2 separate regions of the Homo sapiens genome follow, and region 1 is linked to region 2. Evidence: chromatin contacts called from ENCODE Hi-C data. All regions are on one chromosome and are shown on one strand. Each heading gives the region's core, a stretch centred on a gene start or an enhancer-like site at or near the end of the contact. The rest is flanking DNA. Distances are from core to core; before and after follow the strand shown.

The links. A loop is a pair of places that touch in the nucleus more often than their neighbours do. Pooled maps may share reads with other maps.
Region 1: a loop to region 2 is called in a pooled map, with 6 times the contacts of the local background. The contact joins two enhancer-like sites. A Hi-C loop is called at or near these places in 1 of 168 maps with a recorded cell type or tissue (chondrocyte), 7 of 37 single-sample maps with no recorded cell type and 7 of 50 pooled maps.

What each region holds. Positions count from the first base shown.
Region 1 is chr22:35,349,418-35,352,186 of GRCh38, reverse strand. No RefSeq gene overlaps it. Among named protein-coding and RNA genes, the nearest start is that of MIR6069, 14 kb to the right of the region's middle. RefSeq lists enhancers at 1,020-1,139, 706-1,214, 1,805-2,337, 2,338-2,769 and a silencer at 1,240-1,359. Within about 2 kb of position 1,271, at least 26 of the 41 ENCODE cell types and tissues checked have a DNase peak (open chromatin) inside an H3K27ac peak, as active enhancers do.
Region 2 is chr22:35,748,682-35,751,381 of GRCh38, reverse strand. The region is part of intron 11 of RBFOX2 (RNA binding fox-1 homolog 2); the gene reads left to right. Among named protein-coding and RNA genes, the nearest start is that of APOL5, 32 kb to the right of the region's middle. Within about 2 kb of position 1,386, at least 2 of the 41 ENCODE cell types and tissues checked have a DNase peak (open chromatin) inside an H3K27ac peak, as active enhancers do.

The DNA of each region.
Region 1 (2,769 bases), core at 22-2,521, 400 kb after region 2:
CTTTGGGAGGCCGAGGCGGGTGAATCACACGAGGTTGGGAGTTCGAGACCAGCCTGGCCAACATGGAGAAAACCCGTCTCTACTAAAAATACAAAATTAGCCAGGTGTGATGGCGCATGCCTGTAATCTCAGCTACTCAGGAGGCTGAGGCAGGATAATTGCTTGAACTGGGAGGCGGAGGTTGCAGTAAGCCGAGATCGCGCCATTGCACTCCAGCCTGGGCAACAAGAGTGAAACTCTGTCTCAAAAAAAAAAAAAAAAAAAGTGATTAAGGTACAATAGGTACAATAGATCATTAGGTGGACTCTAATCCTTGATGAATGCTGTCCTTATAAAAATGGGACTTTTGAACATAGAGAGATGCAGAGGGGATATGATGTGAGGCCCCAGGGAGAAGATGACCATATACAGCCACGGAGGGGCCGGAAGGAACCAACTGAACAGATGGAGTCCACGTCCTTGATGTTGAACTTCAGCCTCTAGAACTGTGAGAAAGAAGATTTCTGTGTCTAGGGGCCTGTCTGTGGGGCAGGGTGGTGGCGGTCCACGCGGAGAGGGTGGGAGGCACTGGCAGGACGGGGCAGTGGTGGCAACAGAGATTGGTTTCTGCGGGGATGGGGGGAGAGAAGGAATGAAGGACGGCGGGAAGCAGGTTTCTCACTGCTGGAGAAGGGAATTAGACATAGGGGAAGGGCGGAAAAGAGAAGGAATCTGTGGTAGAGCTGGAGTTACTGGGCGAGCTCATGATTTGTCTACACGTGGAGACAGAAACGGCAATGCACACGGATCTGAGCGTGTCGGCTGAGAAGGCGCGGGAGCAGGGGGCCCCAGCAACGGCACACCGGGGCTCTGTAAAGAGAGGGAGGGGACCGGGCTCACTTTTGCCCACCCAAAGCTCCCGTAGCTGAGCTCCCAGCTTGTCTCACCAAATCCTCCCCACAACCCTGTGAATCGGGACGTTTAAGAAGATCTGAGGCTTCCAGAGATGAAATCCCTTGTGTAGTCCCACAGCAGAGCCCGGCGGTGAAGCCAGACCCTCGGACTCCAGCTCCCAGCCCCATCACCATTGTTACTCAGCCCCACCAGTCAGAGGGCGTGTGCGCGTGTGTGTGTGCACGCGCGCGCCTGTGAGCTCGCGCGGGGCAGGAGCGGGCAGGAGCCGGCAGCACCCGCCCCTTTCTCCCGGTGTCTGTACCCGGGAGGGGCTGATTTGGCCGCGGTGGACTCCACCCTAGTGCCCCGGCAAGCCCTGTACATGCAGTGCTACTGCCATCTCGTGGTCGCCTTGAAACACTGACCCTGAGCAGGGGCCGTAGACCGTGCTCAGGACTCAGAACTGGGCCTACCTCCAGCCACCTTGGAGCGGGCAAAGGCTTCCTAAAGCGCCTACCGAGAGCCCGCAGAGCCCAATCCAGGAACGCCAGGGGGACCCTGCCGTGTTGCCAGGATCAAGACAGCCCTGACCCTCTTAGGGTTAGCAGCCCAGACCAGGAGGAAAGACAGACACAGTCCTTTGGTTCTCTCCCAGTGGGGAGTAGGGACAGACGTTATTCTGGAGCTGGGAAGGCAATACCAGAGGCAGAGCAGGGGTCCCTAGAATTACTGAGGAGTCTGAGGGGCAGGGCTCTGAGCCAGGTGTCTGGAGCAGAGGCCATTCTGGAAGGGAGCAGGGAACCATCCGTGACAATAACAACATGTACAGAGCATTGTCTACATGGCAGGTGCTGAGTTACTTGTTGGCTCAGTCAACCCTAACAACCCTATGAGGCAACGAGTGTTATCTGCCCATTTTACCAGTGAGAAAACAGAAGCACAGAAAGGTTAAGTAATTTGCCTAAGGTCACACAGCCCAGAAGTGGCCGGTCTGGGAGGTGGGTACTGACACTAGGGCAGGAGGTGGAGGGGTCGGTGTCCAGGCCCAGGGTGGGATCGTGGTGGCCCAGGGGAGCCAGGAGGGAGAGGGCTTGGTGGAGGCTCTGCAAAAGGCTTCCTCAAAGGCAGGCCTGGGGCTGCCCCCCAGGCGCCCTTTCCCCTGCCCACCAGCCCCTCCCAGCTCCACTCAACCCCTCCCCTCCATGCCCCCGGCCCAGCGCCTTCCGATGTAGCTGGGCCCAGCGGGAGCGGCGGCACCTCGTTAATCCTGCCCTGTGGTGCCAGGTGGAGGCCCTGCTCCTACCCAAGGCTCCCACCAGACAGCTGGCCCTCATTTTCTTGGGGCCAAGACTTCCTGCAGCTGTAAAGTGATCCCGCCCAGGCCTGCAGCCTCAGACAGAGCCTGCTGCCAGGGAACCCAGCCTGACTGCACTGATGAATTCCCGCCAGCGCCCCCCCCCCCAGCCCCCATGCAGCCCCAGCAGCCTTCTCTCTGAAGGAGGCCTTCAGGCAGCCTGGAACTGTTCCAGCCAGCCAAGCCGAGACCTCTGCAGGGGCCACCTCCTGCCTGGCATTCAAGGCCCTTCATGGCCCAGCCCACCCCATCTTACCTCAGCAGCCTTAGGCCGTCCTCACAGAGAGCCTCCTGGCCCTGGGCGTCCCGTCCCATCTTCTTCTTTTCACAGCGTGAAACAATGATTGAGTTTATGTCTGTCTTTCTCGTCCCTTTCCCTCCCACGTGACCCCACAGGGCTGGCACCTGGCCGCTTCACTTCTGTCTGGCGGGCACCTAGCGCTATGCTGTGTGCAGCTGGCTCCCAGGGGATGCACCCACAGGGAGGAATGAACAACCTGGCAGTTTTCACCCTTAGCACCTGAGGCCCTCCCAGCCCTGGG
Region 2 (2,700 bases), core at 137-2,636:
ACACTACATGTAGGTAACAAGCTTTCATTTTGTCTGCTGGTCTTGAAATACACACTCTCCTCCTCAGTGTCACATAATGTCATTGTCTTCCGGGTAGAAAGAAGGTGTCTTGACATCACATGCTCACCAAAGTCCTGTTTTAATGTAAACCTAAAACAAAAATATAATAAAATTAAAAGCTAGGTTAAAATCAAGACAAGGCAAAAGTCTGCCAGTGTGAGATTAAACTAATAAATATGCAGATAAAGGTCAGATATAGGAGGGATTATATTCTATTGTATTTTGCTCTAGTTTAAAACCCAGCTACAGAACTGTGCCGAAAGATCATGTGGTCAACGTGGCAACATCATAAAGTTAATTTGATGATAAAATTGGCTCAGAGCAGAGTAGAAAAGCCCTAGGAGATGACATTGAGCCATGAAAAACTGAGACTTTAACAACTGCAGAAAACACTGGAAAGGATCTTAAAGCCAACTTTTCAAAGGCATTTTCCTTTGAAGAAGCTGGAACTTGAAGTCAGAGATAGGTTACAGATATGTGAAAAAGTAAAATTCCTAAACACAGGAAATATTTTAGCAGAATGCTGTGGATTAGAATATACGGTTGTTGACAGAGGGCGAGCATACATGTGAGTGCTGTGGGTCAGGACTGAATTATATTGCCAGTGTCAGGCAGGTTGAATAGGGGAGCGATGAAGCACTGGGCAGCCCCACTGGGGACACCAGGTATCATTCAGAATGAATTGCAAAGGAATAAGAATAATTCTTTTTAAAGGGGCATGTGTGTATCTGAATCAAGCTTAGCCAAGCCAAATTTATCCAGCTATCAGAGTTCCAAAAAGCCGTCCGTGTGTGCCCTCCTACATTAGGGTGTGCTGTGGCCATGCTAATCCCCATTTTTTGTTTTATTTCAAATCACACACAGATAGAATCTGCAAACTGCTTCAGATCAAACAGGTCTGATTGTGTGTAAATACATATGTCCTTTTTAATTTTTATTATTAATGGTTGCTTCAGTTTTGCATCAGTGCATGGTTAAAAGCAATACACATCAGCTATTTCATGACTTCATATCTCCAAATGAATTATTTCTCCTCTTTTTTTGTTTGTTTGTTTGTGCAGTCAGCTGAAGAAATGTTAACATCTCACTCTAAATCTCTCAGTGGAGTCTCTGTTCCCTTCTCTGATATAACAGATGGGTTACTGCTTGTTATAATTATTAACATTGTGGTGTGGGCCAGGGCTAGGGTGGGCAAGATTGACTATTTCTTTGGGCTGGGGAGGGGCCAGTCGTTAGGGTATGGAATGTTAACTCAAGTGGTGACTGACTGTTTCCGTAATACCAGGTCGTTGTGGCTGCACGCTCTAGTAATTGAGGCTGTGTACTTCACCGAGCTTGTGGTAGAGCCTAGGGCAAACCGCTGTCCCAAGAGAATGCTGGGATAGATAGAGTTAGCCAATACGAGTCTGAACGTGGTGATTTTGCTGGTTGTTTAGCTCCAGATGTTGGCATGCTTAGTTTTTAATGTGATTAATAAATGTGGCGCCATATCCCTCCCCACGCCTGAACCCTGTCTCTTCTACCTCCTTCCCACCCTTGTTCTTTTTGAAAAACTTAAGAAACAGTAATGAAAACCTTGGTGTTTCAAACTGCACTTTGTTCTCATGTTTTATAAAAGCCTTTAGATTTGCTAGTAAGAGTGAAAGCTGAAAAAACGGTTTCTCAGCCTGAAATTTCTATGCACTTTGAAATCTGGAATAGAAATAAATATATCTGAATTTTCTTTTTCTCACATTTTGTGATATGTTTTGTTGAATAAAGCAGCAAAAATACTTTCGAGTAAGTGTATGTGTGTGTGTGCGTGTGTGTGTGTAAGAGAGAGAGAGAGGAATACATCCATGATACACAATTAATTTTTCTACTTTTGGAGTAGTCATTAGTGAATTACCAAGTTAGTTTAGTAGGATATTGCCTATCTATCCTAAAATAGTTCATCTTTTAAAGGTTTCTCTGTAATGCCATTATTATAAAGTAATCAGGAGAATAATCATGTTAAAGTCATCTGCTTTAAAAAAAACTCTTCATGTGTTTTTTCTTAGTGCTGATATTCTTGAGCCTTTTGTTTTCAGTAAAGTATTTGCCAACCCTGTTCTGTTTTCTTCCACTTGAAAAGCAGAGAACTTCATCATGTTTAAACTTCAAAGTCAGACTTGACTTATCAAAGAAGGAAACCGCTACAGATAGATTCTCTCCATCTCCTTCTGGATTGGAAGGAAGATTCTTTTCCATAGTCTGATCCATTTGAATTGTTTTGATTAGCAGTAACATTACTCCTAAACCACCAAGGTTCCTATGGCTTCCTGTAGGCCTAGGAAAATGAGGGGAAATTGGTTCTGTCAGCAACCTCACTTAGAACCTGTTTTTTAAGAATACAGCTTAAAGCCATGATTTGATAGAATACTCAGAGATCGTACCTCCAGTACCTCACTCAGTCTTCCTGAGAGTCAGGTGTGAAACCTACCCTTGGTTGAGTACTTTTGAACCTCAGTATCCCTTTGCAAGAATTTATACCTCTGCCGTATGGCATAAGACTTCAGTTTTTAATTTTTTTACCTAGGTAAACATGAATTGGGCTTTAACTGCTTTTGTTGCCTTAACTTTAAAATTTTTTTAATGTTACTTTGATGGTTGGAGTAATAC